Linked DNA regions of Homo sapiens: region 1 is linked to region 2. The links are chromatin contacts, found by Hi-C in ENCODE. All regions are on one chromosome and are shown on one strand. Each heading gives the region's core, a stretch centred on a gene start or an enhancer-like site at or near the end of the contact. The rest is flanking DNA. Distances are from core to core; before and after follow the strand shown.

Region 1 (4,761 bases), core at 1,388-3,887, 73 kb before region 2:
CATTTCACACTTAGTCCTTTCATAAATTCATGTTTGCACAGTACATTCATACGTTGACATTTTCACCTCAAGGCAGTTTTTATGCAAAGAGAATTATCTCACTCAGCGATTGATCCCACAGTGAGACAAATTCCCCCAGCTATCTTCTTCTAAAACTCCTAACTTTTATAAAGCACAGTGACTCTTTCAGGCCACTGCAGTGGTGGCCCAGTCGAAATGCTATGCTAGCTTTCTGGAAGAGTTAATTGACTTCAAGGCTAGGTAACGTGCCCTAGAGAAGATAAACAACTGGGAAAAAGCATCTCGAAGCAGGCGATTGCTCCGCACTTACTTACCCCAAGATTTCGGGGGACAGTGGGGACTTATATTCTTAATACTGGATTTGAAATGTGGAATGTTGAAGGATTGAGAAGTACTAAGGGCTGAGACCCAGCACCTTCTGTGTATGATGAGCACATAAGTCATCCTTCTTTGGTGAAAACAGCCTCCAAGTTGTTTTGCCAAACCAAGCCTCTCTAACAGTAGGAGATTGTCAAGGCTTCAATTAGTAAATCCCTAAGCACCAAAGTTAATGATGTGAGCAGTGAAAAGCGGTGGGAAACTCATTCCCAGGGAAGGGAAGAGTCCGATCAGCCGTCATCGCCGCCGGGCACAAAGAAGGGCTGGAGTCCACCACCAAAAGAGGTGTTTGCATTGCCACCAAAAAAGGAAGCAAAACTATTTAATCATTATTCTTGTTAGGTAAGATTCAGTAACATTTTTCCAAGCAATAAAATACTACAGAGAACACTTGGATGCTGACTGCTCTTAAGACAGTAGCTCAAGTCTTAGGCACAATCAGGGAAAATATGAACATATAGTTAAGGAATTAACGAAAAGAGAAGGATAAAAAATAATTTTTCTTTGATAAGCAAAGTTGGGAATCTCTGACTAATATAATGATAAAGGCTGTACCATTTAATAATTGAGAATAATGTCAGTGCTTACAGAAAGAGGGAGGTCAATTTGTATAAAAAATAGTACACTACCGAAATACTACAAAACTAAGCATGAATAGGAAAAGTAATGATGGAAGCCCACATATGTCAAAAGTTAGGTTAAAGCTTCAGGCCCTGGAGACTTCCAAGCCGGGTTCTTTAATGAGTGAATGAAGTTAATAAACATGTAGATACCATCTGAAGGAAGTTATGAAAGCCTACAGACTCTGGGTATTTTATCCTTAAATTACAAATGAGGAAAGAGTTCCTGATGGAGGACTCTGGATATCCAGCTAAACCTCCCTCCCTTTACTCCAGAGCAACCACCCTTGTTGCTGGGCCCATGGCTGCCCAGTCAGATACCACATTTCCAAGTCATCCTTGCAGAACCGATGCAACGGTTCTCACCAATGACATGAGAATAAAGTGATGTTTGCCACTCCCGGTCCTGGCCTTCAAGTATCGGGCAAGCACCCTTCCATACTTTCTGTCTGTCTCTCTCTAAAATGCTGAGGTCCTATTGGACCCTGGGGAAAACACCCCAGGGAATGGAGGAAAAGAAGATGGAAGGAGCTGGTTCCCTGGAATGCCCCCATGGAGAGGGCCACACCGTCAATTCAGACCCCTCACCGCAGTGCGCTTACGTGACAGTGAAAGAAACGTTGGTTTTTAAATAGCATGAACATGGTTTCAATTTGTTTTACGTCTGTTGTCTTGGCATCATTTTAAATGGCATTCCCTTTCGCTGTCCAAGTGAATTACACGTCACCCTATTTTAACTCGGGGTATCATGGTACCTCTTTATATCGGCAGCTTAGTTTCCCTGCAACTGATAGAGCCAGAACCACCACCTGCAACTCGGATGCTGACACAACAGGACCTAGAACCTGTCCACTGAGTAAGCGGCCAGGAGGCAGCAGAGGAAGGCATGTTTATTTCAGGGTAGGGAACCAGTGAGCCTTGTTATGCGCGGGGAAATGTTTGCAAGACTGTCCCCTGTGAGTGAAACGTTTGGAAGACTGTGCCCTGTGAGTGAAACGTTTGGAAGACTGTGCCCTGTGAGTGAAACGTTTGGAATACTGTCCCCTGTGAGTGAAACGTTTGGAATACTGTCCCCTGTGAGTGAAACGTTTGGAATACTGTCCCCTGTGAGTGAAACGTTTGGAATACTGTCCCCTGTGAGTGAAACGTTTGCAAGACTGTGCCCTGTGAGTGAAACGTTTGCAAGACTGTGCCCTGTGAGTGAAACGTTTGCAAGACTGTGCCCTGTGAGTGAAACGTTTGGAAGACTGTGCCCTGTGAGTGAAACGTTTGGAAGACTGTGCCCTGTGAGTGAAACGTTTGCAAGACTGTGCCCTGTGAGTGAAACGTTTGCAAGACTGTGCCCTGTGAGTGAAACGTTTGGAAGACTGTGCCCTGTGAGTGAAACGTTTGGAATACTGTCCCCTGTGAGTGAAACGTTTGGAAGACTGTGCCCTGTGAGTGAAACGTTTGGAAGACTGTGCCCTGTGAGTGAAATGTTTGCAAGACTGTGCCCTGTGAGTGAAACGTTTGGAAGACTGTCCCCTGTGAGTGAAATGTTTGGAAGACTGTGCCCTGTGAGTGAAATGTTTGGAAGACTGTGCCCTGTGAGTGAAATGTTTGGAAGACTGTGCCCTGTGATAACCTGAGAGGCAGACAACGTGTACCGACCAAACCCGGAGCCGTGGTGCCAGAGTGTGGATCTGTGTTGCTCGACCTCGCTGCGTTAGGGAGGTTTTACAAGATAAATAAACACAGGCAAGAACTAGCTCCTTCTAAAGCAGAGATGGAAGAAAGCAGATGGGGCTGGGGCTAGAAATCCCTCCTGCTTCTGTGCTCTCAATGGCAGTAGATACATAACTTGGTTTTCAGAGCCTTTCTTAAAGGCCTACTGTTAAGCCAAAGCCAAAAAGATCCGATTAGGGGTGTTACCTCTACCTATAAGCTCACTGTTTCCCATGGCCTCAGAACTGGTGCCTTTACAATAAAGAGAGGGATGGATCCCAAAAGCCAGGCCATCAGGCAGGCCTGAGAACTATGTGCAGGCTGGAGTTCTGTGCGCGGTTTCTGGAACCTGGGACTCAGTGAAAGAAAATAAACACACGAAGAAGCCCACAAAATTTTTAAAAACCACAAACCTGGTTTACAAATGCTTGTGACTACTTGAAACCTAAGCAAGCAATTAGCCCCACTCCACTTTGGATATGGGTGTGGACACAATGCATAGAGAAGACCCTTTCCAAAAGGTGAAGCCAGCTGTCATAGCTAGATTCATGGGAGATGGTGATCAAGGGTGACTCCGGGAGGCGCAGAGCCAGCCGCAGTGGGGGGAAGTGTCCAAGGACACGCTCAGGGGCAGGGTGGGGCGTGAGCAACTCCTGCCCAGCTGGGGACCATCAGAGATCCGCCCTTTGCTCCTCCCTTTGCTCTTCCCTTGTCCCAACCAGGTCTTCCCTGCAGATGTGCTGTTCCAGCTCCACCACTGTGGTTGTGAGTGGGAGGGACATAGACAACTGGCCCTTTAGCTGGAGGCCACTGGGCAGTGAGCCGCTACCTCTGGACCAGACCAAAAAGACCCTCCAGGCCAGGCGTGGTGGCTCACTCCTGTAATCCCAGCACTCTGGGAAGCCGAGGTGGGTGGATCACCTGAGGTCAGGAGTTCAAGACCAGTCTGGCCAACATGGCAAAACCCTGTCTCTACTAAAAATACAAAAAATTAGCCAGGTGTGGACACCTATAATCCCAGCTACTTGGGAGGCTGAAGCAGGAGAATCACTTGAACCCGGGAGGCAGAAGTTGCAGTGAGCCGAGATCATACCATTGCACTGCAGCCTGGGAGACAGAGCGAGACTCTGTCTCAAAAAGAAAAAAAAATCCTCCAATACCGATACTGCAGCAACCTAGACCTTGGGCTGGGGGAAATGCAGAGGGGACTCTGGGGGCTCCCCGTGGAGGGCGGCACATGTGCCTCGTGTGTCTGTGCGTGGGATAAGAGCACACACAGATATCGGGTGACACTGGAGGGGTCTGAGCTGGACACGGCTAGTTACCAGATTGGCTTCACACTACGCAAACACTGTGCTGATCCTTGACTTGCGGCTGGGCTTCCAGGATGATGTTTCTGAACTTTCCATGGAGAGAGTGGTGGCCTTGTGACTGAGTTCCAGCCACTGGAGTTTGAGTGGAAGTGACATCTGCCACTCTGAACCAGGGCCTTAAAACACTGAGCATGCACTTCTCGACCCTCTCCCTTCACCCGAGCTGGTAGACGCAGGTGCCTCTGACCCGGTTCCCATCATGCAGAAGACGATGTCCTAACCAGATGGGAGGAACGTGTTCTTTGCCAGCCTGCACTTCCCACCACCTAGGGATGGCTTTCTGAGAAAGAGAAATACACATAAAGGTTTTTATGCCACTATTTGGGGGATTTCTTTGTCACCATACTAAGTCTTCACCCTGATGGTAACCAATTATAGCTATTTGTAAATTCAGTTCATCCATCTGTCGGGTAAAGCAATGTGTGGTGACACCTGCATGGTGTCAGACACCACAATAGATTCCTAGGCCCATGTGCTGGGCTACCAGCCAGTCACTGCCACTCTGCGCTCAGGCATGGTGCTGTGCCCACGGCCTCTTGGCAAGCCTGCAGGCTTCTGGCCATGCCACCGCCTGCAGAATCCCAGAGTGTACACAGTGGGACTGGAACCCAGAACTCGCTGACTCTCGAACTGTTTATCTTTCCATTTATAGATGTTCAATTTGG
Region 2 (4,841 bases), core at 640-3,139:
AGAAGGGAAAAAATGGACAGGAGGCCTTCAGTGAAAACAAACCAGCAATATGAGTATTTTTCAGAAATTAAGAAAATAAAACAATTTATGTTAAATCAACAAGGTGACATATCAAATAAAACAAATCAGAAGTCCGTGTTGGTGATGAAAATGATAGGACTTGTGTATCCCTTGAGTGTTCACCATATAACAACAGTACCTATAAGGGCTTTGAAAAGAAAAACTGTCAAAATTAATCAAGATTCATTTTTGGGAAAAGATGACATATTTGACAAATTAAACCACTTAAGGAAAGAATAGTAGAAATGACATATAAACTTAACTTTATTTCATCAATATAGGTAATTGAAGTAATTGGGCTTTTATTTTGTAACTAAATATATGTAGTTTTCAAATTAAGATGTAATGGAATTTTGACTAATACTTAATTAGGAGCCTTTGGTTAAGAACTGAGTGCTCTCTCAGCAAACTAACACAGGAACAGAAAACCAAATACCACATGTCCTCACTCATAACTGGGAGTTGAACAATGAGCATACATGGACACGGGGAGTGGAATATCACACAGGGGCCTGTCAGGGGGTGGGGGGCAAGGGGAGGGAGAGCATTAGGACAAATACCTAATGCATGTGGGGCTTAAAACCTAGGTGACAGATTGATAGGTGCAGCAAACCGCCATGGCATGTGTATACTTATGTACCAAACCTACATGTTCTGCACATGTATCCCAGAACTTAAAGTAAAATAAAAAATAAAAAAAAGGACTGAGTGCTCAAAATTTTTTTATAAGTTAGGAAAACCAAACAAAAATTATATATACACATATATAATATGTATAATATTATATATAATATGTATACCTTATGTATGTAAATGTATTGTTGTATGTAAGAATATATTTTATATACATATAATATTCACATATATATGACAATGTGTAATATATATTATATAATATGTGGTATCATATTTCATATATATCACATATAAAATTGACTTGATTTTATAATAGCATGGCAGTTCAATAAGAAGGAGGAAAGTAAAGAACCGTAAAATCCTCTTTGTTCAACTTTTCCTTGGCTTGTGGCTTATATAGAGCTATCCTAGGTTTCTTCTGCTGGTTAAGGATTGCTTATTTGTGATTAGGATTAGTTGATAGAATTAATGTCAGGGTCAGCAATGGATGAGTCTGTAAGGGGAGCCCGTGTGCTCTAAAGTGATGATGAAAGTCACTTTCTTAGAAATAAAGATCCTTGTGCCACATCAAAAAGCTTTTAAATATGTCAATTAACCTCGCATGTTTCCTAAGTAAACAGAGATATGGGCAAAGGTAAATCTATAAGGATGTTTATCAGAACAATATTTAAATTATACTAATATAAAATATAAACAAACTGTGCTCCAGAAGTAGTATACTTGTGTTTTAAAAATTGGCTTTTATAATAGAATTCTACATTGCCATTAAAAAAAAAACAAAACCACAACTTGAACATTTCAAATCAACACGTCCAAAACGAAACGCTTTCCAACTAGATGTCCTCCCATCATTTATATATGAGTGTTTCCATCACCTCCGAGATGATCATGCCAGATACCAAAAATTGTCCAATTCCCCTATCTCCTTTTTTGTCTCCCTAATACAGCCCCATAGTCTGTAGGCGACAAGGCACCGCCTCCAGGACTCAGCCTAAACTCATCCACTTTCCTCTACCCGTGCCGCCACCACGCTAGTTCGAGAGACCATGCCTTCTTGCCTGGAAACTATGCTGTAGCCTCTTACCACGGCCCTCTTGGCATTGCAGCCAGGGCAGTCATTTTCAAAATGCAAATTAGACCACGCCCACTCCTGTGCTTAAAAGCCATCAGGTCCTCCATTTGTTTCACGTGAGATCCCAAGCCTGGCACATAGCGCGGTTATAGCGCAGTCCTTGCTCTCCAGCTCTGTTTCAGCTTACTCTCCACCTCGCTGTCTGCACTCCAGGAAGGGTAGTGTGGCTCCTCCGAGTCTGTGTGTGCTGTTCCCTGTGTCTGGAATCCTTCGCTCCCACACAGCGCTCCTCCCTTCCATCAAAGAAATTGCCTTCTTATCTTTGACCTCTCAGCTTAAGTCCTGTCTTGCCAGAGGAGACTTCTATGCTCTGTGATATGGATTGAGTCCCTAGTTAGTTCTTTCTTATAGCGCCCTGTCACCCTGCACCCGGACTCTATATTGCATATATGTTTTGTAATTAAAATTTCATTTGGGCCTAATACCTGCTTGACCCATGGGATCGTAACTCTGAGAGGAGGTAATCTTGTGTGCTTTCTTCTCCAGCCACCTCCCCCATGCCTACCGATACAGTGCAGATGCTGACAGTTGTCACTCAGCGAAATGTGTAGAGTGAGTAAATAATGTCTGACATTTAACAGTCATCATCATATATTTCCAAAATGTATCTTTTTAAATAGACATGAACAAATATACGCGTCTCATACATATTTTGAATATGCGACTATGACACTAAGAATGCAAGCAAAAGTTATAATGGTTCTCTCTGGGGGGAGATGCGTTTTAAAAATATATTTCTGTGTTTTTCAGTTATCCATTGAGTACTTTCATCCTTAAAATTAGAAAAAAAATGTGCTATTTTGTAAAATGTGTCCCTTTCTTGCACTAATTATAATTCTGACCACCCACCACATCCTATTCTGCCTCTAGGGCTAGGACTCTAAGACAATGCGTTTATCAATTTTAAACCCAGCTGTACATGTACATATTTAAGGACCAGTGGCATTAGAGGATATATTCTCAAAAAGAAGAATGACTGTTTTAGGGAAAAAGTCCAAAGTGGCCTCAGCAAATCACACAGTTTATCAGAATATTAAGTAATAATATAACAATGAGAATGTCATAGATGCAAACAAAACCATTGTCTTATATCATGGCAAGCTGTTTTTGTGTTTTTGGTCTCAACATTCATATAAACTCAATCAGTGGCAACTTTTTGGCTTGAATATGGCCATTGTTTTAATGCTGCGTGTATTCACTGAAAAGCCTTGTCAGAGTGATTTTTGGGGTGGGAACAAGTTGATACGACTCGGATGACTGGAGGAACACCAGGGTTCTTGGTCTCACGCCGATAGGATTAATGACACGGACACACATGGAGTGGTTTCATGGAGCGAAAAGTTTAATAGGCAAGAAAGAAGGAAGGAAGAAGAAAACAGCTCCCCAGTATAGAGACGGAGGGAGTGGGGATTGGAACAAAGAGAAAACTCGCTGTGCGGCAGCAAAGTGGCTGCTTATATGAGGAGTCTGGAGGAGGCGGTGTCTGATTTGCATAGGGCACAGGGGATTGGTTTGACCAGGCATGTCATTCACATAGCCCGTGAAATAACTGGCCCTCCCACCCTAGTCTTTTAATATGCAAATGCAGGGCGCCATGATGTTCTACACACGTGGGGTTATGTGGGGCAGCCATGTTGCCAGGCACTTGTGGGCACCAGGAAAAGACAGCGGGTATTGCCTTGTTTGGGTGGACCCAGTTTCTAATGGCGTACATTTGCATATCAAAGCTTGCCGGTGGGGGCTTTTCTGCTAGGCAAGAAATGTTTCTTGAGCTACTTTAAAAGAAACAAAAACTTGGCAAGGACCCTTTTTCGTATCTGCCTAAAATAATTTCTTATTAACTCCTATAACGAAGTGAGGTTTCTGGCCCCACGGTGAACTTTTGCTTCCCCAAACTTCTAAGGCAGGCTCCCTCCTTGTGCTCTAATGGACACCACCCACTCACTCCCTGGCAGTGTGGACTACTCGTCTTTTCTTGTAAATTGTGTCTCTTGAGGCTGACTGCAAGCTCCCTGAAGGCAGGAGAGCATCTTCTGTACCTCTGTATATCTATCCTCACACTCACAGACCACTCAACCTGTTCATGTACTCATTTCACTCATTCATTCATGTCACAAATATTGACTGTGACCTCCTGGGTTCCTGGCTCTGCTGTACCACCTGGAGATAAAGAGCAAAACAGATGAGACAGATATCTGCTTTCATGCTGCTTCCATTCTAGTGGAGTAATACACATCGCAAAGGAATGGTCATTTATTGATTGAGCGTCTTTTAACAATTCTTGTCTTGAAAATTAACTGATTTTAGTATTCAGGAAAGTATCCAAGGAAATAAGAGACATATTTTTCTTCTTTAGTTCTTTTAAATAAATTTCAGAATTTTTTTTTAAATGTAAGAAGTTAATGTTAGAACCCTGATACTGTATCTAAGGAAGGAGGTCGTGTAGAAGTGTTTCTCTCCTTTTGTGTCTTTTTCATTTACAAATGTAGGGGGTAGAGCTTACACTTCCAGAGTAATCATCACGTGCAAACGAATGCTCATTGCCAATCAGATTGCAAGTGGAGTTTCACAAATTTGGTATACAAAGGTCTATAGAAAAATTGGCCAGGCACGGTGGTTCACAAATCCCAGAGCTTTGGGAGGCAGAGGCAGGAAGATTGCTTGAGGCCAGGAGCTGGAGACCAGCCTGGGCAACATACCAAAGTCCTGTCTCTACAAAAAAAAAAAATTAAAAAAAAGAAACTTAGCCAAGCATGGTGGCATGTCTGCAGTCCCAGCTGCTCAGGAGGCTGAGGCAGGAGGATCACTTGAGCCCAGGAGCAGTGAGTAATGATGGCACCACTGCACTCCAGCCTGGGTGACAAAGCAAGACCCCATCTCTAAAATAATTCTTTTTAAGTATTATATGACTGATCCCAAAGAATAAGTTACTCAGGAAAGGAGGCAGGGCGTACTTTTCCAGCATAAGCAGCATAGATCCAAGGTTGACCACAACAGAGACAAGGAAGACTAT

Evidence for each region. Hi-C counts contacts between places; a loop is a spot of excess contacts on that map. Pooled maps may share reads with other maps.
Region 1: a loop to region 2 is called in a map of heart right ventricle, with 2.0 times the contacts of the local background. The contact joins two enhancer-like sites. A Hi-C loop is called at or near these places in 9 of 168 maps with a recorded cell type or tissue (Right ventricle myocardium inferior, cardiac septum, heart left ventricle and 3 more) and 1 of 50 pooled maps.

What each region holds. Positions count from the first base shown.
Region 1 is chr4:185,997,331-186,002,091 of GRCh38, reverse strand. The region is part of intron 2 of LOC124900830 (a long non-coding RNA gene); the gene reads left to right. Among named protein-coding and RNA genes, the nearest start is that of TLR3, 69 kb to the left of the region's middle. Within about 2 kb of position 2,637, at least 4 of the 41 ENCODE cell types and tissues checked have a DNase peak (open chromatin) inside an H3K27ac peak, as active enhancers do; they include heart left ventricle and heart right ventricle, where a contact is called at or near this core.
Region 2 is chr4:185,923,188-185,928,028 of GRCh38, reverse strand. It overlaps a transcript of SORBS2 not described here. Among named protein-coding and RNA genes, the nearest start is that of SORBS2, 110 kb to the right of the region's middle. Within about 2 kb of position 1,889, at least 3 of the 41 ENCODE cell types and tissues checked have a DNase peak (open chromatin) inside an H3K27ac peak, as active enhancers do; they include heart left ventricle and heart right ventricle, where a contact is called at or near this core.